2 separate regions of the Homo sapiens genome follow, and region 2 is linked to region 1. The links are chromatin loops, found by intact Hi-C in ENCODE. Cell type or tissue: heart right ventricle. All regions are shown on one strand. Links, peaks and the distances in the headings refer to the core of each region. The heading gives the core; the rest is flanking DNA.

Region 1 (11,102 bases), core at 1,988-9,987:
CTGTTACCTTTGGAGTCCCCTGTGTCCCCTCCCTGATCTCACCCGGCCCAAGTCATCCCTGAGTTTTGCTTTTATCACTCTTGCTTTTCTTTATAGTTTTACCATGTGTTTGTATTGCTAAACAATGTACCGTTTAATTCTGCAGGTTTTTGAACTTAATATAATCATATTGTTTTCTTCAGTGCCTTGACATTAATCCACGTTGCATAGAGTGGTATTTCATTTTCACAGATGAATAATGTTCCATTGTATGAGAATTTATTTATCCTTTCTATTACTGGTGGACATTTGGGTTGTTTCCAGTATTTTGCTGAGACAAACAGTGCCACTGTTCACATTCCCGGGACATGTATGCACAGCCTCTCCAGGGACTGCAGCTGGGAGTGGAGTCACAGGGTATGTGCGTCTTCAACTTAACAAATAATGCCAAGTTGTTGCCAAAACTGTTTCCCCAGTTTACCCTTCAACAATTCCGTTTGCCTCATATCCTCTCAACAATGGTATTTTCAGACTTCAACATTTTTACTAATCTGGTGGGCGTACAATGACATCTCATGTGGTTTTGATTTGCATTTTCCTGGTTCTGAGTTGGGCATCTTTTCGTTGCTTACTGATCATTCAGATTTCATCTTCTCGGAAACAACAGATTGTCTTGCTCATTTTTCTATTGGGTGGTTTGTAGACATTTTGTTAGTTTTTTGTTTTTTATTTCTTATTTTGGATACTAATTCTTTGTCAGTTATATGTGTTATAACTACCTACTTCCAGTTTGTGGCTTGTCTTTTCACTGTAGGATATTGTTTTTTGTTTTTGATGAGCAGAAATTCTTTTTTTTTTTTTTTTGATACGGAGTCTCACTCTGTTGCCCCGGCTGGAGTGCAGTGGCGCGATCTCAGCTCACTGCAAACTCCGCCTCCCAGGTTCAAGCGATTCTCCTGCCTCAGCCTCCTGAGTAGCTGGGATTACAGATGCGTGCCACCACGCCTGGCTAATTTTTTTTTATTTTTAGTAGACGGGGTTTCAGCATCTTGGCCAGGCTGGTCTTGAACTCCTGACCTCATGATCCACCCATCTCGGCCTCCCAAAGTGCTGGGATTATAGGCGTGAGCCACCGTGCCCGGCCTGTTCTCTGTTTAAATACCACACTGACTTGTAAAATACATCATTTTAGAAAACTGGTGAACTGGTGTCTAGTAAATCCTTGGCCCATTGCTCTTCCATTTTCATTTTATTTTTTTCTGAGACAGGGTCTCGCTCTGTCACCCAGGCTGTAGTGCAGTGGTGTGATCTTGGCTCACTACAGCCTTGACCTCCCAGGCTTAAGCTATCCTTCCGCCTCAGCCTCCCAAGTAGCTGAGACTAGAGGCACACGCCACCACGCTCAGCTATTTTTGTCTTTTTTGTAGAGACAGGGTTTCACCATGTAGCCCAAGCTAGTCTTGAATTCCTGGGCTCAAGCAATCCTCCCACCTCAGCCTCCCAACGTGTTGGGATTACAGGCGTGAGCCATCTTGCCTGGCCCCATTGTCATGTTAGATTACATTTGTCAAATGCCATAAAAATTGTTGGTATGTTTTATTAGAATTTGCATTGAGTTTATAATATATAAATTTGGGTAGAGCTGACATTTTTATGATGTTGAGTCATCTGATCCATAAATGTGGTATAGCTTTCAATTTACATAACTTATCAAAGTCTAAATTTAGTCAGTGTCTTTATACCTTACTCTCAAACAGTGAGGACCTGAGAACACTTTAATTGCTATCACTTTCTCTTCCACTTTTATTCTGTGGGTGTGCATTTTAGTTCTTTTTAAACCTTTTTTTTTTTTTCTCTCTAGAGACAGGGTCTCGCTGTTGTCCAGGCTGGAGTGCCGTGGCACAATCGCAGCTTACTGCAGCCTGGACCTTCTAGGATTATGCAATCCTCCTGCCTCAGCTTCTCGAGTAGCTGGGATCACAGGCACTCGCCACCACACCCTGCTAATTTTTACTTTTTACTTTTTTTTTTTTGGTAAAGACAGGGTCTCTTTTGGTAAAGACAGGCTGGTCTTGAACTCCTGGGCTCAAGCACTCCTCCTGCTTTGGCCTCCCAAAGTGCTAGGATTAGAGGTGTGAGCCACTGTGCCAGTCCTTTTACAACTTTTATGAGCATCATTAGTTCAGCATTTGTTTAGGTTTGCTCACTTATATATATACTACTTTCATTGTTCTTCCTTCCTTCTTGCATTTAATACTTTTCTTTCTGGGATCACTTTCATCTGCCTGAAATATGTGTTTCATAAGGTGTAAATTTGGGCTGTAGTCCTTTTGGGGGACTGCTAATCATTATACATTCTCAGGGAAGATTTTTCCCTCCTCTGTTCAGCACCAAGATTTGATATAGGCAGTTTCTGTATTGTCTTCTTTCCACCAAGGTTCAGTGAGACCTCCCTCTGGGGATGGGGTGGAGGGTGGGGCTCAAGCTTGCCCAGTTCTGCAAATGTCTTTTCTTGAAACCTGGTTTCAAAGCTCCACTTGCTCTCTGGATTTCAACCCTTGTTTAGATGTGTTTTGACCTCTCAGTATTACTTACTGACCTATCAGTTCTTTGATACATTTTATTTTATTTTTAACTCCTCTTACTATCATTCCCAATCTTTAATGCATTTTAAAAGATGTCTTATCATTTTTAGTCAGCATTTGTGGCTGTTTGCGGTGGGAGAATTGGCCAGGGCACCTTTGCCAGAAATGGAGTTGTTTCATAGTTTTCATTTTGCAGTTCATCTGGCAGCAGCAAACTGTGAATATATTAATGCTTAGTAATGTTCACTTCTGGATTGTGTGAGTCTTTTAAAATTAATTAATTTATATATTCTTTAGAGATGGGTTCTCACTATCTTGCCCAGGGTAGTCTCAAACTCTGGGGCTCAAGCAATCTGCCTGCCTTGGCCTCCCACAGTGTTGGGATTACAAGTGTGAGCCACTGTGCCCAGCCTTGGATTTGCTTTATTTTTTTATTTTTTTTAGAAACAGGGTCTCGCTGTTGCTCAGGCTGGAGTGCAGTGGTTACTCATAGGTGCAATCAAAGCTCACTACAGCCTTGAACTCCCGGCCTCAAGTGATCCTCCTGCTTCAGCCTTTCGAGTAGCTGGGACTACAGTCATGTGCCACCGTAGCCAACCACTGCTGGGTTTTATACGATGTTTTATCGCACTCATTAGTATAAGGAAGAGAGATTGTTATGTGCCTGTGATGACAGAGAATTTGTCCATTTGGTACAGGCTCAGGATCTGTTGAACCCGGTATTCTGTTTGTCCACAGAAGTTTTGTCCTTTTCTATAGCGGAAAGGGCACAGTTTTTAGAGTGTGATGGATTTGGCCTTGAATGTGGGCAGGGCTGTGCAACCTAGGTCAGCAACAACTTCTTAAACTGTGATTTGCTCATCTGCTCAATGGGGGTGACTGTATTAGTCCCCCCTCCCAGGATCATTGTGAGCACTGGTGAGGCGGCATGAAACACTGTGCGTGCGGCACCACAGCAGCTCTGGCCCTGACTCCCTTCATGGCTGCTGTGGGTTATGGTCTATTTGCAAGGGAAGCAACCAGCCCGTGAGTTTCTCTTGCCAGTAACCTCCTCTGGAGTCTCAGCAGATGGAGCTGTTAGTAGCAAGGCTGAGTTTCCTCTCTGCACAGGGCACAGTTCCACCCACAGTCCCTTATCAGGAATCACAATTTTTATTTCATTTTATTTTATTTTTTATTTTATTCAAGATAAGGTCTCGCACTGTCACCCGAGCTGGAGCAGCAGTGCCACAATCTCAGCTCACTGCAGCCTCAACCTCCCAGGCTCAAGTGATCCTTCCACCTCAGCCTCCCGAGTGGCTGGGACCATAGACACCTGCCACCACACCCGGCTAAATTATTTTGGATTTTTTGTAGAGACGGGATCTCACCATGTTGCCCAGGCTGGTCTCCAACTCCTGAACTTAGGCAATCCTCCTGCCTCAGTCTCCCAAAGTGCTGAGATTACAGGCACGCGCCACCTCTCCCGGTTTACTGATAAAGCATATATATTAACATCGTAAAATATACTTCTCCACTGGGACCCCCACCCCATGTCGTCACCCCATGTCGTCACTAGCTGTGCCTCCGTCTCCATCCCATTCCCCCCACCTCCCTGGTCTTACTAGGACCAGGAGCCAGGTCACACTTGGGGGTGGTCTCCAGGTTTCTCTCAGAAGTTTGCACTTCAAAGCGGCTGGCGGGTGGGAGCAGCTTTGCTGATTGATCGCTGCCGCAGGTGGTAGGGATTTGAGGGGCTGGAGGTCAGCAGCGCTGTTTGTTGAAGGGCGAGCCCTGGGCCCCTGAGCCTCTCCTAATCCTCACTGGGCTGCTTCTAAAAACTCTGCTGTAGGACAGCACTTCCGCATCCGTTTTTAAAACTCACTGGAAACTGAGACATTGAGTCTTGACCACTGATTATCCAGGCCCAACTTACAGCTTCAGGATCCCCAAAATATTACTCTAAAATATTCTTACTCGTTTAGTTTTTTCCCAGTGAAGTTTTACAGAATCTTAGCTTAATCCTATTTGGAATAGGAAATATAAAATCTGATGTTGGCTTCTGCCATATGTATTTCATAGTTGGTGTTTATATCCTATACAGTTAATGTTCATAGTTGGAAATCTTAAAGATAATACTGTAGGGAAAGTTTTAAATGGAAAAAAGTCTGCTAACTGCTAGGTAAATGCCTCATTTTAATTGTCACACTGTATCTGTTATACTTCGAATGCATGGCAGCCTCATTAATGAAATCATTCATTCATTTATTCAACATTTCTTAAATCTTTTTTCTTTTTTTGAGACGGGGTCTCACTCTGTTGCCCAGGCTGGAGTGCAGTGGTGCAATCACTGCTCACTGCAGCGTTGACCTTGTGGGCTTAAGTGATCCTCCCGCCTCTGCCTCCCAAGTAGCTGGGACCACAGGCATGCACCAGCACGCCTGGCTAATTTTTGTATTTTTTTCTGGAGATGGGGTCTCACCATGTTGCCCAGGCTGGAGCATGTATTACATCTTAACACTACAAGGGACCTTGGCAGTTACCTAATCCTAATGAGGATACAAACCCAGAAAAAGTCAGTCACACTTGAAGAGCCTGTGCACACATGGAAGTCCAGCTACATCCATTTCCAGTTCTTACTTAACCTGCTTTTTTCTTTTGGCTTGAATTCTTGATCTTCAAGAGCATCATGGGCCATCCGGCCCTTCCTTTGTGATTGTTCTTCTTCCTCAGTGAGAGCCTCTTTGCTCCTGCAGTCCTTGTGTCCTTTGTAGAAAGAAGGTGGCGGTTACCATCAAGTATTAAGCATTTATGCCTTTGATTCTGATTCCTGTCGAGTGGAGTAAGCACTGCAGTGTGGGGGGCCTTTTCCTGGTCTTTTTTCAGGTTGAAACTTGATGGGTGCCCTGATTACTGATGAGATTTTTACATCCGTTTTCAGAAGATAGGATAAGGATGACAGCATTGGGCTCTCTTCTTTCTATATAGTTTTTTTCTTTTTTAAAAAATTAAGAACAAGTTCAAGCCAAATGTTTTCTATAATTTATCAGCCTTGCTGGCTTGGGTTTATATGTAATGATAGAATGATGATGGCCAGCAGTAGCTTTATGAAGAAGAAACTTTTGTCATCATCTCCATTTTACAGAAGAGGAATTGAGGTGCAGAGATTGTGCCTGCAGAGATTGTGCAGAGTTAAGTGCCTGCCTGAGGCACTTAACTAGCTTCGGCTGGATTTGGAGGTAGGAGTGTTTTAACTGGGTCCTGGGAGCAGCAAGCCCCCCACAGTTGCGTGTTGAATTGCGTGTGCATGTGTCCCTGGGAGAAGGACTTCAGTGTCGTCGCAGTGTCAGGGGGCTTCCTCTGTTTGAGCACGAGGACACCAGCTGTGGTGCTCGGGGCGTCCCCTCAAGGAATTTCTGCTCATATTGTTTTCCTGAGTGATACATTGATTCTCTGTGCACATTACCACAATTTTCCATTTCCCTCATGAGAAATTTTTTCCTTTGAGAAGTTTTCAGTCACTAGGTCTTGTAGAAAATGTCTTAAAGATTTTATGATAGATAGAAATAAAGGACTTAGGTCTCTGACTTTGCAGGCATTTATTTTCTTTCTTTCTTTTCTGTCTTTTTTATTTTTATTTTTTGACAGAGTTTTGCTCTGTTGCCTATGCTGGAGTGCAGTGGTGTGATCATAGCTTGCTGCAGCCTCAAAACTCCTGGGCTTAAGTGATCCTCCCACCTCAGCCTCCCAGATAGCTGGGACCTCCCTCCCTCCCTTCCTCTCCTCCCTCTCCTCCCTCCTTCCCTCTGTCTACTCTCTCCCTCTCCTCCTTCTCTTCCCTGTTGCTTCCTCCTTTCCTCCCTCCCTCTCCTCCCTCCCTTCCTCCCTCCCTCCCTCCCTCCCTCTCCTCCCTCTTCCTTCCCTTCCCTCCTCTTTTTCTCTCCATTGTTCTTTAGCTTTCTCAGTTTTAATTTTTTAATAGATAGTGTTTACAAGTGGTGAAACAGCACAGAAAGGATATATAGTGAAAAGTTGAGCTCCTTCCCCACTTCCCCTGCTCCCCTGAGGGGCTTCTCTTTACCAGTTTTGTGTATACCCTACAGAAATGTGGACGTTGTCTTTTAAAAATAAGTAAAATGTGTACATTCTTAGCCTGGGCTCATAGTTTTGGACAAATGGCATGGCCCACCTTCCACTGGGAAGGGTCAGGTACTAAATTTTAAGAGACTTTGAGCTACTCCAAGAAGAGGTGCTTAAAACTTTTAGAGGATTTAATAGTATTTAGTGGGAAGGCCACTGGTTCAGGCTGCCAGAAAGAATCATGTAAGTGTGTGTTGGATTCTTGGCACCAGCTAAACCCTTCTAGGGCCACCTGGGGGTGACATCATCCCATTTTTCCTATCCCAAGGGTCCAGCCCAGTGGGACTTCATCTCCCCCTTTCAAGTCCCAGTGTGACTCCTGACTGCCAAGGTTGTCACTGAGGCCTGGTGTGGTGGTCCCAGCCCAAGTGCCTAGCCCCAGCCTGGCCCTCCAGCTGTGTTTCCCATCACTTTGTCCCCTCCCTCCTGTGTGCTGGGGCATGATCCCCCTTCTCCACCTGGCCCCTCAGCCATCATTGCTTATGCTGTCCCCTGCCCAAAGGTCTTTCTTGCCTTCGTCTGTCTTTAGGTGTGGTCACGTCGTCCCAGGCTGGCGCTTCGGCAGCCCCCATTCAGCACTCATCACACTGTCCTTCTGCCCCAGTGAAGGTCAAGGGGCTGGGGCTCAGACCCAGCCTTATCCCAGGGCCCCTGGCACTTTGCAGTGGACTTTGAAGTAAACCTCCACTCCACCATCCCCTCAGCCCACCAGTTATGGAGATTGGACCCCCGAATCCCTCTATATTGAAATTGAGTTCCCAGGCCTTCTGCCCTGAGTTGCTCCATAACAAAGGCCTGACGGTGGAAGGCTGCAGCCAGAGAGAAGCAACACCTGTGTGTTTTTTTTTTTTTTTTTTTGGTCGTATTGGACCAGGCTGTGGCTCTGTTAGCTTCCGTCAGCCGCCTTCCCAAGGCTTTGGCCAGCTGCTGTCCTGTTTGACAGGGGCCCTGTGCTCCCCTGGTGCAGGGAGGTCACTTGGGATCATCTGGTTTGTTTTTGTTTTATTAGTTCATCATTTCCCTTTTGTTTTAACTGTGTTTCAGTCACAGAGCTGTGTTAGAGAAGTAATATCTAGTTCTACTTTTGCCAATATTTGGGCAACACTTCCTATCTGCTAGTTGTCTCATTGCACACTCGTATTTATGGTGGTTTTCCTATTTTACAGGTGAGCAATCTAAAACTCAGAGATGCTTGCCTGAGGTCACTGTGTTAAGTTTGGAGCTGGGATTCTGAGTCCATTGGTTTCTTCTCTTGTTTATCCAATACCTGCTTCCATGGATATCTTGTTCCACCTTGTGGCTTTAATTACCGTCTCTACAAGCAGACATCTCAGCTGTAATTGGCCAGAACAGAACTCTGATTCCCCCCACGGAGTCTCCTCCTGCCACTCCTCCTCCTCTCAGGAAGCGGCACCGCCACTGGGCCAGTGTCTCCGGGCACAGATCTTAGTGTCATCCTTGACTCCTTTCCTTCTGTCACAACGCACATCTGCTTGATCAGCTAATGGTGTTGGCTCTGCCAAAACATATTCCTAATATAACCTCTTCTCGCCTGTTTTCTACCTCCTTGGTGAGGCCACTGCTGTCTCTTCTCTACTGTAGTAGCCTAACTGGGGCCCCTACTAAGCCTCCTTGCGGTCTGTCTTTGCACTGCAGTCAGAGGGGCCTTTTAGGAACCTCACTCTTCTGCTCTTTTCTGTCACTCTTCGTCACTCCCAAGGCATCCCAGTGCACTTAGAAGAAATCCAAAGTCCGCTGTGTCCCTGAGACCCTGGGCGAGCTCAGCCCCTGCTGCTGTCATTCTCATGCACACCTGCTCCTCTCCAGATACACCGGCCCCTGTGCCACACACCTCCTCCTCTCCACACACACCGGCCCCTGTGCCACACACCTCCTCCTCTCCACACACACCGGCCCCTGTGCCAAAGTCATGCCCGCCTCAGGGTTTTTGCATCTGCTCTTCTCATGTCTGTGATGGTCCCTGGGCATACAGTGGCCTAGCTCCCTCTTAAACCTCATTCAGGTCTTTGCTTAAATGCCACCTCCTCTGAGGTCCCCCTTGCCTCCTTTATTTTTACTTTTTTTTTTTTTTTTTGAGATGGAGTCTCTCACTGTCACCCAGGCTGGAGTGCAGTGGCACGATCTTGGCTCACTGCAACCTCTGCCTCCCAGGTTCAAGCATTCTCCTGCCTCAGCCTCTTGAGTAGCTGGGATTACAGGCACCCACCACCATGCCCGGCTAATTTTTTATATTTTTAGTAGAGATGGGGTTTCACTATGTCGGCCAGGCTGGTCTTGAACTCCTGACCTCGTGATCCACCCGCCTCAGCGTCCCAAAGTGCTGGGATTACAGGCGTGAGCCACTGTGCCCGGCCGCCTCCTTTCTTAAATAGTAAATAGCCCCTGCCTCTCGATCTGCTCAGCTTGCTTTAGTTTCTCCACAGCACTTGGTAGCTGCCATTGTTTATTATACCCATTTATTACCTGTCTTCCCCACTCAGTTTGAAGTTCTAACATAGTACCTAGGACAAACACAAGGTAGACTCTCATTAGACATTTGTGAAATTCATTAGTCCTCTCTCTCTATGTATCTGTTTCCTAATTTATAGGCTGAGCACCCCTAAAGGGCAATGCAATAATTATGAGTAGATGAGCAGCTGTATCACCCCACTGATTTTCTCTATATTGGGGAAATTTCTCATCCATGTACATAGAATTGTTGCTTAAATGCCTTTGTGATTAATGGAATGGACATTCACTTTTTCATAGTGGCTTTTTTCTATTATTTTATCAGTTAACAAGCACCAGAAGTACAACTGTCATTTCATAAGGGTCTAGGAAATACTTTGACATTGTGTTAGTCATTCTCAAAAAAGCCAGGGATCTCTGCTCTCAACAGGCCTGTTCCCTACTTGATCTGTAACCACTTGAAAGCAGGGTTCTGGGTAATGTGCTATAAACAGCTGTAAGGAAGAAATAAGAAGTAGCCCCACCTTGCAGTGAGTTTATTAAACTGGTAGGAGAGAGGAGGTGACACACTGTGTCATTTAAGGTGGTGTCAGTGCCATTGCTTGACACTTGGGAAGTATTTGTGGCTGATGGGTGTGTGTGCCTTGGGGAATGATCAGGTACTGCCCAAGTCCCAGATGTCGTGATTTTGTCTTTTTGGCAGGAAGGCCCCTTAATTTACCCTGTGTTGAGCTTTACAAGTCCCTGGTATGCGTACTAGCACAGTGGATTCTAAGCTGGCCTGGGCTGCTGGAATCCTGGACAGCTCTTTTTCAGGGCCTGCCAGCCTTCCCTTTTGTGCATAGTCCTAGAGCAGTGGGGTCCATCAGGGATCAGGCAGAGGGGTGTCTGCCCCCTCAAAAGTGTGGCTAAACTTTAGTTGTGGATGTTGATAGGGTCTCCCTCTGTCACCTAGGCTGGAGTGCAGTGGTGCAGTCATAGCTCACGCCCAGCTAATATTCTAATTTTTATTTTGTAGACATGGGGTCTCACTATGTTGCCCAGGCTGGTCTCAAGTTTCTGGCCTCTTTAAAGTGATCCTCCAGCCTTGGCCTCCCAAAGTACTAGGATTACAGGTGTGAGCCATTGCACTTGGCCTAAATCTGAAAGATAGCGGTAGTTGTATAGTTTGAAAAGCAAAGTCAGCATCATAACTGCATTTTATATTTAGACATTTTTAAGATTTAAAAAAATCTGTTTTTTTATAATACAAACTTCCGAAAATACTGCTGAACCTTGGCTGGTGGGACTGTGTAGAGATAGCAGTGATTCTTATGCTGGGAATGGGTACTCTCCAGTGGAAATATCAGAATCAGGTTGTCGGGAGGAGCCAAGATTTATATGTTTATCTAAAGGAGAAAGTGATTTTAAAAGTTTGAGAAATCCAATCTTAATACAAGAAGAGTGTTTGCTGGGTGAGGAGGAAAGTGCCAGCAGGGTTGGTTTTGTTCATTTTTGCTTCTCTGCCATGTCTTGCACTCAAAGGGATATGTTGTCAAACTGGGGTGGTTGGTGGGGTTGGGCAGGTAGGTTTCATGCTCACAAGCCTGGCCTGGTGTGAACTTCCATTTCCTTGGAAGTTTTCATTTGTTTGTTTGTTTGTTTGTTTTTGGAGACAGAGTCTCACTCTGTGGCCCAGGCTGGAGTGCAGTGGTGTGATCTTGGCTCACTGTTACCTCCGCCTCCCGGGTTCAAGTGATTCTCCTGCCTCAGCCTCCCGAGTAGCCGGGACTACAGGTGCGCACCACCACACCCAGCTAATTTTTGTATTTTTAGTAGAAATGGGCTTTGCCATGTTGGCCAGGCTGGCCTCAAACTCCTGACCTCAAGTGATCCGCCAGCCTCGGCCTCCCAAAGTGCTGGGATTATAGGCGTGAGCCACCGCACCTGGCCAGAAGTTTTTTATTTGTT
Region 2 (11,102 bases), core at 935-8,934, 140 kb after region 1:
CTAACAGGGTGAAACCCCGTCTCTACTAAAAATACAAAAACAAAATTAGCCGGGCGTGGTGGAGGGGGCCTGTAGTCCCAGCTACTCCGGAGGCTGAGGTGGGAGAATGGGTGAACCCTGGAGGCAGAGCTTGCGATGAGCCGAGATTGCGCCATTGCACTCCAGCCTGGGCAACAGAGCGAAAGTCCGTCTCAAAAAAAAAAAAAAAAAAAAAAGAGGCCCAGGGTAGAAGCAGGAGCCAAATGAATCGGCCATATCAGTAATCCAAGTGAAGGGGAGGGTGGCTTTAATGACCAAAATATATCCTGGAGATACATATAGAGAGAGAGAGAGATTTTTTTTTTTCAGATGGAGTCTTGCTCTGTCACCCAGGCTGGAGTGCAGTGGCATGATCTCGGCTCACTGCAGCCTCTGCCTCCTGGGTTCCAGCGATTCTCCTGCTTCAGCCTCCTGGGTAACTAGGATTACAGGCACATGCCACCACACCTGGCTAATTTTTGTGTTTTTTGTTTTGTTTTGTTTTTTAACTTTAAAATCCCTCAAAAACTGTTTATTATACAGGTGAATTTTGATAGTCATGATGGGCTTATCGGTAGGATTTCTGGTAGCGAGCATGGGCACCAGGGCCTCCAAACTTTTTGGACTCCCGGCAACGAGGATCAGCTACCAGCAGGGTCTGGTCATACTGGATGAGGATGTCTTTGATCTCCTTCTTGGAAGCCTCATCCACATATTTCTGGTAGTAGGCCACCAGGGCTTTGGAGATGGACTGATGGATAGCATAAATCTGGGCCACGTGACCACCACCCTTCATACGGACACAGATGTCCACACCAGCAAACCGCTCCTTGCCGAGAAGCAGAACTGGCTCCAGCAGCTTGTATTGTAGCATGCGCAGCTCAATCATCTCCAGGGGCCACCCGTTCACCTTGATGAGACCATTGCCGCGTTTGCAGTGCGCCACAGCTGTGGCTGTCTTCTTGCGTCCGAAGACCTGCACCGACTGCAGCGGGCCCTTGGTCGGCATGGCTGCGGGCGTGGACTAGAGTGAGTGTGTTTTTTTGTTTGTTTTGTTTTGTTTTTTTGTTTGAGACGGAGTCACACTCTGTCGCCCAGGCTGGAGTGCAGTGGTGCGATCTCGGCTCACTGCAACCTCCGCCTCCCAGGTTCAAGCTATTCTGCCCCAGACTCCCAAGTAGCTGGGATTACAGGCATCTACCACCACGCCTAGCTAATTTTTGTATTTTTAGTAGAGACGGGGTTTCACCATATTGGCCAGGCTGGTCTCGAACTCCTGACCTCACGTGATCTGCCTGTCTCAGCCTCCCAAAGTACAGGGATTACAGGCATGAGCCACCGCGCCTGGCCGTTTTTTTTGTTTGTTTGTTTGTTTGAAACAGGGTCTCACTCTGTCGCCGAGACTGGAGTGCAGTAGTGCAATCTCGGCTCACTGCAACCTCCGCCTTCCAGGTGCCTCAGCCTCCTGAGTAGCTGGGACAACAGGTGTGTGCTACTACTGCCTGGCTAATTTTTTTTTTTTTGAGATGGCGTGTCACTCTTGTCGCCCAGTGTGGGCGACATCATGGCTCACTGCAACCTCCACCTCCCGGGTTCAAGCGATTCTCCTGTCTCAGCCTCCCAAGTAGCTGTGATTACAGGCATGTGCCGCCACGCCTGGCTAATTTTTTGTATTTTTTAGTAGAGATGGGGTTTCACCGTGTTGGTCAAGCAGGTCTCAAATTCCTGACCTCCCAAAGTGCTGGGATTACAGGTGTGAGCCACCGGGCCCTGGATATATTTTAACAGTAAATCCAAGCAGACTTTCTGGTAGGTTGAACCTGGGATTGATAAAAAGAGGAGGCAAGGATGAGCCAAAACATTTTTTGACCTGGGCAACTAAAAGAGTTGTAATGAAGGAGGACTGGATAGAGCAGTTCTGCAGGGGAAGAGCAGAAGTTCAGTTTGGGCATGTTCAATTTGAGGTGTTTATTAGATATCAAAGGGAGACGCTGGTGGGCTATTGGATATATGGGTCTTGATTTAGGAGGAAGTTCTGGAGATGTATATTTTTATATATGCCCTTTTTGTATATTATGTATATTTGTGTGTGAGAGAGTTATCCTATATATAGCTAGCATTTAAAAGCCTCAAACCGGATGAGATCACTAACATAAATATAGAAGGAAATAGGATAAAGGAAGCCCTGAAGCACTCCACTGTTAAAAGGTCTGAGAAGAAGGTTTGCAAAGCAGGATGAGAAGGAACAACCAGTTAGGTCGGAGGATAACCAGGAAAGGGTGGTGTCCAGGAAGTCAAGAAAGTGGAGCAGGTGGCCTGGCAGGGTGGCTCACACCTGTAATCCCAGCACTGTGGGAAGCCGAGGCAGGCATATCACTTGAGGTCAGGAGTTCGAGACCAGCTGGCCAATGTGATGAAACCCTAACTCTACTAAAAAAACACAAAAATTGGCCAGGTGTGATGGCTCATGCCTGTAATCCCGGCACTTTTGGAGGCTCAGGCGGGCAGATCACCTGAGGCTGGGAGTTCGAGACCAGCCTGACCAACATGGAGAAACCCCTCTCTACTGAAAATACAAAATTAGCTGGTTGTGGTGGCGCATGCCTGTAATCCCAGCTACTTGGGAGGCTGAGGCAGGAGAATCGCTTGAACCTGGAAGGCAGAGGTTGCGGTGAGCTGAGATTGTGCCATTGCACTCCAGCCTGTGCAACAAGAGTGAAACTCCATCTCAAAAAAAAAAAAAAAAAAATTAGCTCGGCTTGGGCAGGGCTCGGTGGCTAACGCCTGTAATCCCAGCACTTTGGGAGGCCGAGGCGGGCAGATCACGAGGTCAAGAGTTCGAGACCAGCCTGACTAACATAGTGAAACCCCGTCTCTAGTAAAAATACAAAAATTAGCCGGGAATGGTGACGCACAGGAATGCTGGCTCGACAGGCTGAAGCAGGAGAATTGCTTGAACCCGGGAGGCGGAGGTTGCAGTGAGCCGAGATCGCACCACTTCACTCCAGCCTGGATGACAGAGTAAGACTCGGTCTCAAAAAAAAAAAAAAAAAAAAGTGAAGGGAATGGTCAACTATGAAATGCTGCTGAGAGATTAAGCTGAGGCATGAAAATTGAGTGTTGTATGAATAAGTGGAAGTCATGGGTGACCTTGACACAAGCTGTCTGGGTGGAGTAGGAGGCAAAAGCTTGATTGGAATGGATTGAAGAAAAAAAAAAAAAAAACAGTAAGTATGACCTTTGGAAAAGTCTGACAGTGAGGCTTAGAGGGGAAGATGCCAGAGACTGTGATGTTGGAAAGTACCTTCTGTTTTAGGAAGTTCCTGGGTCAGTGCAGCAAGAGGGAACTCAAAACCTTAGGGCTTCTGGAGGAATTGTTACACTCCCAGGATGTGGTCTCCTTCTACCCTCATATCTGCTCCATGATAACATGAATAATAAATTATTTCTTGGCTGGGAGAACTCCAGCTCAAAAGATCCTGCTGCCTCTGTCTCCCAAAGTACTAGGATTACAGGCGTGAGCCACTGTGCCCGGCTGTATTTTTCTTTACTTTTTTTTTTTTTTTTTGAGACAGAGTCACGCTCTGTCACCCAGGCTGGAGTGCAGTGGCCTGATCTCTGCTCACTGCAACCTCTGCCTCCCAGGTTCAAGTGGTTCCCCTGCCTCAGCCTCCTGAGTAGCTGGGATTACAGGCATGTGCCACCACACCCGCTTAATTGTTGTATTTTTAGTAGAGACGGGGTTTCACCATGTTGTCCAGGCTGGTCTCGAATTCCTGACCTCATGACCCACCTGCCTTGGCCTTCCAAAGTGCTGGGATTACAGGCGTGAGCCACCGCACCCAGCCATAATTTTCTTTTTAAAAGACTTTCTTCCCCCATATTGGACCCTGCTCTAGTTCTACCACATCCCAGTGAACAACAGTGAAATAAAAAGATTGTCTACGTGCTTAATTTGAAAACGTGGGTTGGGCACGGTGGCTCACACCTGTAATCCCAGCACTTTGGGAGGCCGAGATGGGTGGATTGCCTGAGGTCAGGAGTTCAAGACCAGCTTGGCCAACCCGGTGAAACCCCATCTCTAATAAAATACAAATATTAAGGTTGGTCGCGGTGGCTCATGCCTGTAATCCTAGCACTTTGGGAGGCTGAGGCAGGCAGATCACCTGAGGTCTGGAATTCAAGACTAGCCTGACCAACATGGAGAAACCCCGTCTCTACTAAAAATACAAAATTAGCTGGGCGTGGTAGCTCATGCCTGTAATCCCAGCTACTCGTGGGGCTAAGGCAGGAGAATCACTTGAACCCAGGAGGTGGAGGTTGCAGTGAGCTGAAATCGTGCCACTGCACTCCAGCCTGGGTGACAGAGTGAGACTCCGTCTCAAAAAAAAAAGAAAAAAAGGAAAACAGATATATCACTTTGGGGTCAAGCTCCACCTTCAGAATTTCATAAATTTTTTTTTTTTGAGACGGAGTCTTCCTCTGTCACCCAGGCTGGAGTGCAGTGGTGCAATCTCGGCTTATTATAGCTGCAGCCTCCCAGGTTCAAGCAATCTTCTGCCTCAGCCTCCCAAGTAGCTGGGATTACAGGCATGCGCCACCACAGGCGGCTAATTTTTTTTTTTTTTTTTTGAGACACAGTCTAGCTCTGTCACCAGGCTGGAGTGCAGTGGCGTGATCTCGGCCCACTGCCACCTCCACCTCCCAGGTTCAAGCGATTCTCCTGCCTCAGTCTTCTGAGTAGCTGGGATTACCAGCACGTGCCACTGCGCCCAAGTAATTTTTGTATTTTTAGTAGAGACAGGGTTTCACCATGTCGGCCAAGATGGTCTCTATCTCCTGACCTCGTGATCCGCCCACCTCAGCCTCCAAAGTGCTGGGATTATAGGCGTGAGCCACCGCGTCCAGCCTCATTTTTGTGTTTTTTAGTAGAGAAGGGGTTTTGCCATGTTGGCCAGGCTGGTCTCGAGCTTCTGACCTCCAGTGATCTGCCTGCCTCGGGCTTCCAAAGTGCTGGAATTAGAGGCATGAGCCACCCAACCCAGCTCACCTTCAGAATTCTATGTACTGATAAATATAATCAAAAGTCAAGTCCAGGCTCGGTGGCTTACCCCTGTAATCCCAGCACTTTGGGAGGCCAAGGCAGGTGGATAACCTGAGGTCAGGAGTTCAGGGCCAGCCTGGCCAACATAGTGAAACCCCATCTCTACTAAAAACACAAAAAATTTCCTGGGTATGGTGGCACGCCCCTGTAATCCCAGCTGCTCCGGAGGCTAAGGCAGGAGAATTGCTTGAACCCAGGAGGCAGAGGTTGCAATGAACAGAGACCACACCATTGCACTCCAGCTTGGAAAACAAAAGTGAAACTCCCACTCAAAAAAAAAAAAAAAAAAAAAAACAAGTCAAAATGTGTATTTTCTTTTTTTAATCATCCGGCTCAGCCTCCTGAGTAGCTGGGACTACAGGTGATGCCACTACACCCGGCTAATATTTTGTATTTTTGATAGAGATGGGGCTTCTCCATGTTGCCCAGGCTGGTCTCCAACTTCTGAGATCAGATGATCCACTCACCTGGGCCTCCCAAAGTGCTAGGATTACAGGCGTGAGTCACTGTGCTTGGCCAATTTGTATTTTCAATGTATTACTTTATCATTCTTTATTGGAACATGTGATTAAATACAGATATAAAGTATCATGTATATTTTATCCTGCAACATTTATGCCTAATAGCTATTGAAGCTTTTTTTTTTTTTTTTTTTTTTGAGATGGAGTTTCACTCTTGTTGACCAGGCAGGAGTGCAATGGCACGATCTCTGCTAACTGAAACCTCCACCTCCAGGATTCAAGCAATTCTCCTGCCTCAGCTTCCTGAATAGCTGGGATTACAGGCATGCGCCATCACGCTGGGCTAATTTTGTATTTTTAGTAGAGATGGGGTTTCTCCATGTTGGTCAGGCTGGTCTCGAACTCCTGACCTCAGGTGATCCCCCTGCCTCAGCCTCCCAAAGTGTAGGGATTACAGATGTGAGCCACCGTGCCCAGCCAACAATTTTTTTTTTTTTTTTTTTTTTGAGATGGAGTCTTGTCACTCTGTCGCCCAGGCCGGAGGGTGATGGTGTGATCTTGGCTCACTGCAGCCTCAACCTCTAGGGTTCAAGCCATTCTCCTGCCTCAGCCTCCCAAGTAGCTTGGACTATAAGCATGTGCCACCACACCCAGCTAATTTTTGTATTTTTGGTAGAGGTGGGGTTTCACCATGTTGGCCAGGCTGGTCTGGAACTCCTGACCTCAGGTGATCTGCCCGCCTTGGCCTCCTAAAGTGCTGGAATTACTGGCGTGAGCCACTGCGCCCAGCCCACAATTTTTTATTTTTTGATATTTGTCACTTTGGATGAAGCCTAGCAGTAGTATATGGTTAAGTGTACATTTTCTAATTATTTATGAAATGTTGCTCTCCAGCTTATGTAGAATAAGGTCTTCACCTGTTTTTCCTTTGTCCTAGCACACACTATACTTCTGTCATTTACATTGATTTATACTGGTAGTGATTGAGGGATTGGATTCAATTTTGGGGCATTGGGAGGCAGATGTTGCAGTGAGCTAAGATCACACCACTGCACTCCAGCCTGGGGGACAGGGAGAAATTGGGGGTGGTTGAGGAAAGCTGTCTTCTGAAATGGAATATCAGGATTTCGAGGGATTCTGAGATATCCCTTGAATTACCTACTTCGTGGGACCTTTCTCACTCCTCCTAAGAATCACTGATGTGGAACTTAAAATACAGCTGAGGAAAAATCATTTCTTTTCTTTTTTTTTTTTTGAGACGGAGTCTCGCTCTGTCGCCCAGGTCACAGAGTGCAGTGGTGTGATCTCGGCTCACTGCAAGCTCCGCCTCCCGGGTCCACGCCATTCTCCTGCCTCAGCCTCCGGAGTAGCTGGGATTACAGGCGCCCGCCACTAGGCCCGGCTAATTTTTTTGTATTTTTAGTAGAGACGGGGTTTCACCGTGTTACCCAGGATAGTCTCGATCTCCTGACCTCGTGATCCACCCGCCTCGGCCTTCCAAAGTGCTGGGATTACAGGCGTGAGCCACCACGCCCGGCCCGGAAAAGATCATTTCTTTAACAAACTAGTTTAGATGTATTTCTGATGGTATTAATGCATTAGTTACATGTAGAGTATATGTCATGAAAATTCTACTTCCTGGAGAGTATTAAATTTTAAGAAAGTTTTGGCCGGGCGCGGTGGCTCACGCCTGTAATCCCAGCACTTTGGGAGGCCGAGGTGGGCAGATCACGAGGTCAGGAGATTGAGACCATTCTGTGAATGGTGAAACCCCGTCTCTACTAAAAATACAAAAAATTAGCTGGGCGTGGTGGCGGGCCCCTGTAGTCCCAGCTACTCGGGAGGCTGAGGAGGGAGAATGGCGTGAACCCGGGAGGCGGAGCTTGCAGTGAGCCGAGATCGCACCACTGCACTCCAGCCTGGGCGCCAGAGCGAGACTCTGTCTCAGAAAAAAGAAAAAGAAAAAGAAAGTTAGTTTTGGGGTTTTTTTGAGATGGAGTCTCGCTCTGTCGCTCAGTCTGGAGTGCAGTGGCACAATCTCAGCTCACTTCAACCTCTGCTTCCTAGTTTCTTTCTTTTTTTTTTTTTTGAGATGGAGTCTCCCTCTGTCACCAAGCTGGAGTGCAGTGGCACGATCTTGGTCCACTGCAACCTCCGCCTCCCAAGTTCAAGCGATTCTCCTGCCTCAGCCTCCTAAGTAGCTGGGACTACAAGTGCACACCACTACGCCCAGCTAATTTTTGTATTTTTAGTAGAGACGGGTTTCACCATGTTGTCCAGGATGGTCTCGATCTCTTGACCTCATGATCCACCTGCCTCGGCCTCCCAAAGTGCTGGGATTACAGGCATGAGCCACCGTGTCCCGTGCCTCCTGCTTTCAAGTGACTCTCCTGCCTCAGTCTCCCGAGTAGCTGGGACTACAGGCACATGCCAGGATGCCTGGCTAATTTTTGTATTTTTAGTAGAGACAGGGTTTCGCCATGTTGGCCCGGCTGGTCTCGAACTCCTGGCCTCAAGTGATCTGCCCACCTCATCCTCCCAAAGTGCTGGAATTATAGGCGTGAGTCACTGTGTCTGGCCTTAAGAAAGATTTCTCTCTCCTTTCAAAAGAAGATAAACAAGTAAGTACAGTATCCATTATATTGGGGACATTGAAACCCTGTGTACAAATATGCTGGATGTTTTCAGTTTTTTTTTTTTTTTTTTTTGAGACAGGGTCTTGCTCTGTCACCCAGCAGTGATGTGATCATGGCTCACTGCAGCTTTTAACTCCTGGGTACAAGGGATCCTCCCCTCTCTGCCTCAGCCTCCCAGGTGTCTGTGAATACAAGAGCATGCCACCACCCCCGGCTAATTTTAAAATTTTTTGTAGAGACAGGGTCTCACTGTGTTGCCCAGTCTGGGAGTAGGGAATGGATGTGGGTTGGAGAGTGGAAAGAATTGACAGGATGACCTGAGCCCTGAAGTAGGAGGGAAGGGCTGCATAAGCAAAGGAACTGGCTTTCGATAGTTCAGCTAGTAGAGGACTGGAGGATGGAATGTATGGGGGCAGATGCTGGCAAGCAAATGTGGTTGAGCAAGTCCATGCCAGAAATGCCACAAATTTACCAAGAGACAGAGTCAAGATAATTATCTATGCTGGCTGGGCACCATGGTTCACGCCTGTAATCCCAACACTTTGGGAGGCCAAAGCAGGTGGATCACCTGAGGTCAGGAGTTCAAGACCAGCCTGGCCAACATGGTGAAACCCCATCTCTACCAAAAAAAAAAAAAAAATACAAAAATTAGCTGGGCGTGGTGGCGCATGCCTGTAGTCTCAGCTACTCAGGAGGCTGAGGAAGGAGAATTGCTTGAACCTGGGAGGTGGAGGTCGCAGTAAGCCGAGATCACGCCATTGCAGTCCAGCCTTGGCGACAGAGCGAGACTCCGTCTCAAAAAAAAAAAAAAAATCTATGCTTCATTTTTCCAAATTAAGATAGAAAAAATGATAGAATACACCAGTCAAAATGATTGGATTCACCTTCTGTGTTCTTGGGCAAGTTACATAAACATTTTTGTAGGGTCTTGGTGTGTTTTCTTTTTGTCTGAATGGTCATCTTCTAGACTAGTGCCTGGCAAACAGTAGTTGCTCGACAAATATTCATTGAGTTAATTTTAGAAATTTATTAAATCTATTAAGTATATATAACACATCTACCCCACAGGATTGTTTTGAACATTCAATCAAATCAGATAATAGATGTAAACGTGCTTTATAATCTGAGAAATACTATTTAAACTGTTTATGTTAATATGAGGATAAAGTCCACTGAGTTTTTTTACTTCTTTTTTTTTTTTTTGTGACAGAGTCTCGCACTGTCGCCAGCGCTGGAGTGCAGTGGCGTGATCTCAGCTCACTGCAACCTCCACCTCCCGGATTCAAACGATTCTTCTGCCTCAGCCTCCCAAGTAGCTGGGATTACAGATGCCCCCCACCACGCCCAGCTAATTTTTTGTATTTTTAGTAGAGATGGGGTTTCACTATCTTGGCCAGGCTGGTCTCAAACTCCTGACCTCGTGATCTGCTCGCCTCGGCCTCCCAAAGTGCTGGGATTACAGGCATGAGCCACCACGCCCGGCTTTTTTTACTTCTTTTCTTTTTTTTGTTTTTGAGACAGAGTCTCGCTCTGTCGCCCAGGCTGGAGTGCAGTGGCACAATCTTGGCTCACTGCAAGCTCCGCCTCCCGGGTTCACACCATTCTCCTGCCTCAGCCTCCCGAGTAGCTGGGACTACAGGCGCCCACCACCATGCCCAGCTAATGTTTTGTATTTTTAGTAGAGATGGGGTTTCACCGTGTTAGCCATGATGGTCTCAATCTCCTGACCTTGTGATCCACATGCCTCGGCCTCCCAAAGTGCTGGGATTACAGGCGTGAGCCACCATGCCCGGCTTTTTTATTTCTTAAATGGATTTTTTTAAAAGCATAGAGGAATACACCAAGACTCTAATGATTCTGTCAACTGCTTTGAAATTCATGGATGGAGTATAATAATATTTTACAAAATAGTTTTGCCCTATAAAACCATATAGTATTACAGAACTGTCTGTGTTGTTTTTTTGTTTGTTTGTTTTTTGAGATAAAGTCTCACTCTGTCACCCAAGCTGGAGCACAGTGACACAATCTCGGCTCACTGCAACCTCCACCTCCTGGGTTCAAGTGATTCTCCTGCCTCACCCTCCTGAGTAGCTGGGATTACAGGTGTGCGCCACCACGCCCGGCTCATTTTTTTTGTATTTTTAGTAGAGACAGGGTTTAACCATTTTGGCCAGGCTGGTCTTAAACTCCTGACCTCAAATGATCCTCCCCTCTCGGCCTCCCAAAGTGCTGGGATTACAGGCGTGAGCCACTGCACCTGGCCCTATAGAACTGTTAAAAGCATAAAAAGGCCAGGATCAGTGGCTCATGCCTGTCACCCCAGCACTTTGGGAGGCCAAAGTGGGGGGATCGCTTGAGGCCAGGAGTTCAAAAAAGACAGCATACAAAGCTGTGAAGTCAATTAGCTTTATGTCATAAATTAAATCCCGAATTACATTTATAATGCTGGGCACGTGAGTGTTATATTACATCTTTTTATTTTTATCTTTTTTTTTTTAGACAGGATCTCACTCTCTCACCCAGGCTGGAGTACAGTGGCATGATCATAGCTCATTGCAACCTCTTCACCTCCTGAGCTCAAGCCATCTTCCCCCCTCAGCCTCCCACGTAGCTGGGACTAGAGGCACACACCACGCTGCCCTGCTAGTTTTTGTATTTTTTGTAGAGATGGGGTTTTGCCCTGTTGCCCAGGCTGGTCTTAAACTACTGGGCTCAAGCAATCCACCTGCCCTGGCATCCCAAAGTGCTGAGGTCAGAGCCACTGCACCCACCTAGCCGTCTTTTTTCTTTTCTTTCTTCTTGGTAGCTTATAATTTCCAAAGCAAATGCAGCATTAGAGTTGTAACTTTTCTGTGTAACATAATTAAGTTGTTTTTTTTTGAG

What was found. Hi-C counts contacts between places; a loop is a spot of excess contacts. Peaks named below come from ENCODE experiments on the same cell type or tissue, not always from the same donor. Only the 100,000 strongest peaks of a DNase experiment are listed, where the experiment ranks them.
Region 2: it touches region 1 in a loop (2.3-fold over the local background); 20 of 110 quality-filtered maps call a loop at or near these places.

The regions. Positions count from the first base shown.
Region 1 is chr1:15,954,855-15,965,956 of GRCh38, reverse strand. All of the region lies in intron 2 of ZBTB17 (zinc finger and BTB domain containing 17), which reads left to right. LOC124903855 (a long non-coding RNA gene) reads right to left here. Exons shown (of 3, transcript XR_007065486.1): 3 at 1-11,102. Among named protein-coding and RNA genes, the nearest start is that of ZBTB17, 16 kb to the left of the region's middle. RefSeq lists enhancers at 1-24, 307-476, 3,920-4,793. In heart right ventricle, for the core only: a CTCF peak has its summit at 6,902; no DNase peak of the experiment used is centred there; H3K27ac peaks cover 760 bases.
Region 2 is chr1:15,818,157-15,829,258 of GRCh38, reverse strand. It overlaps the pseudogene RPS16P1. Among named protein-coding and RNA genes, the nearest start is that of UQCRHL, 16 kb to the right of the region's middle. In heart right ventricle, for the core only: no CTCF peak of the experiment used is centred there; no DNase peak of the experiment used is centred there.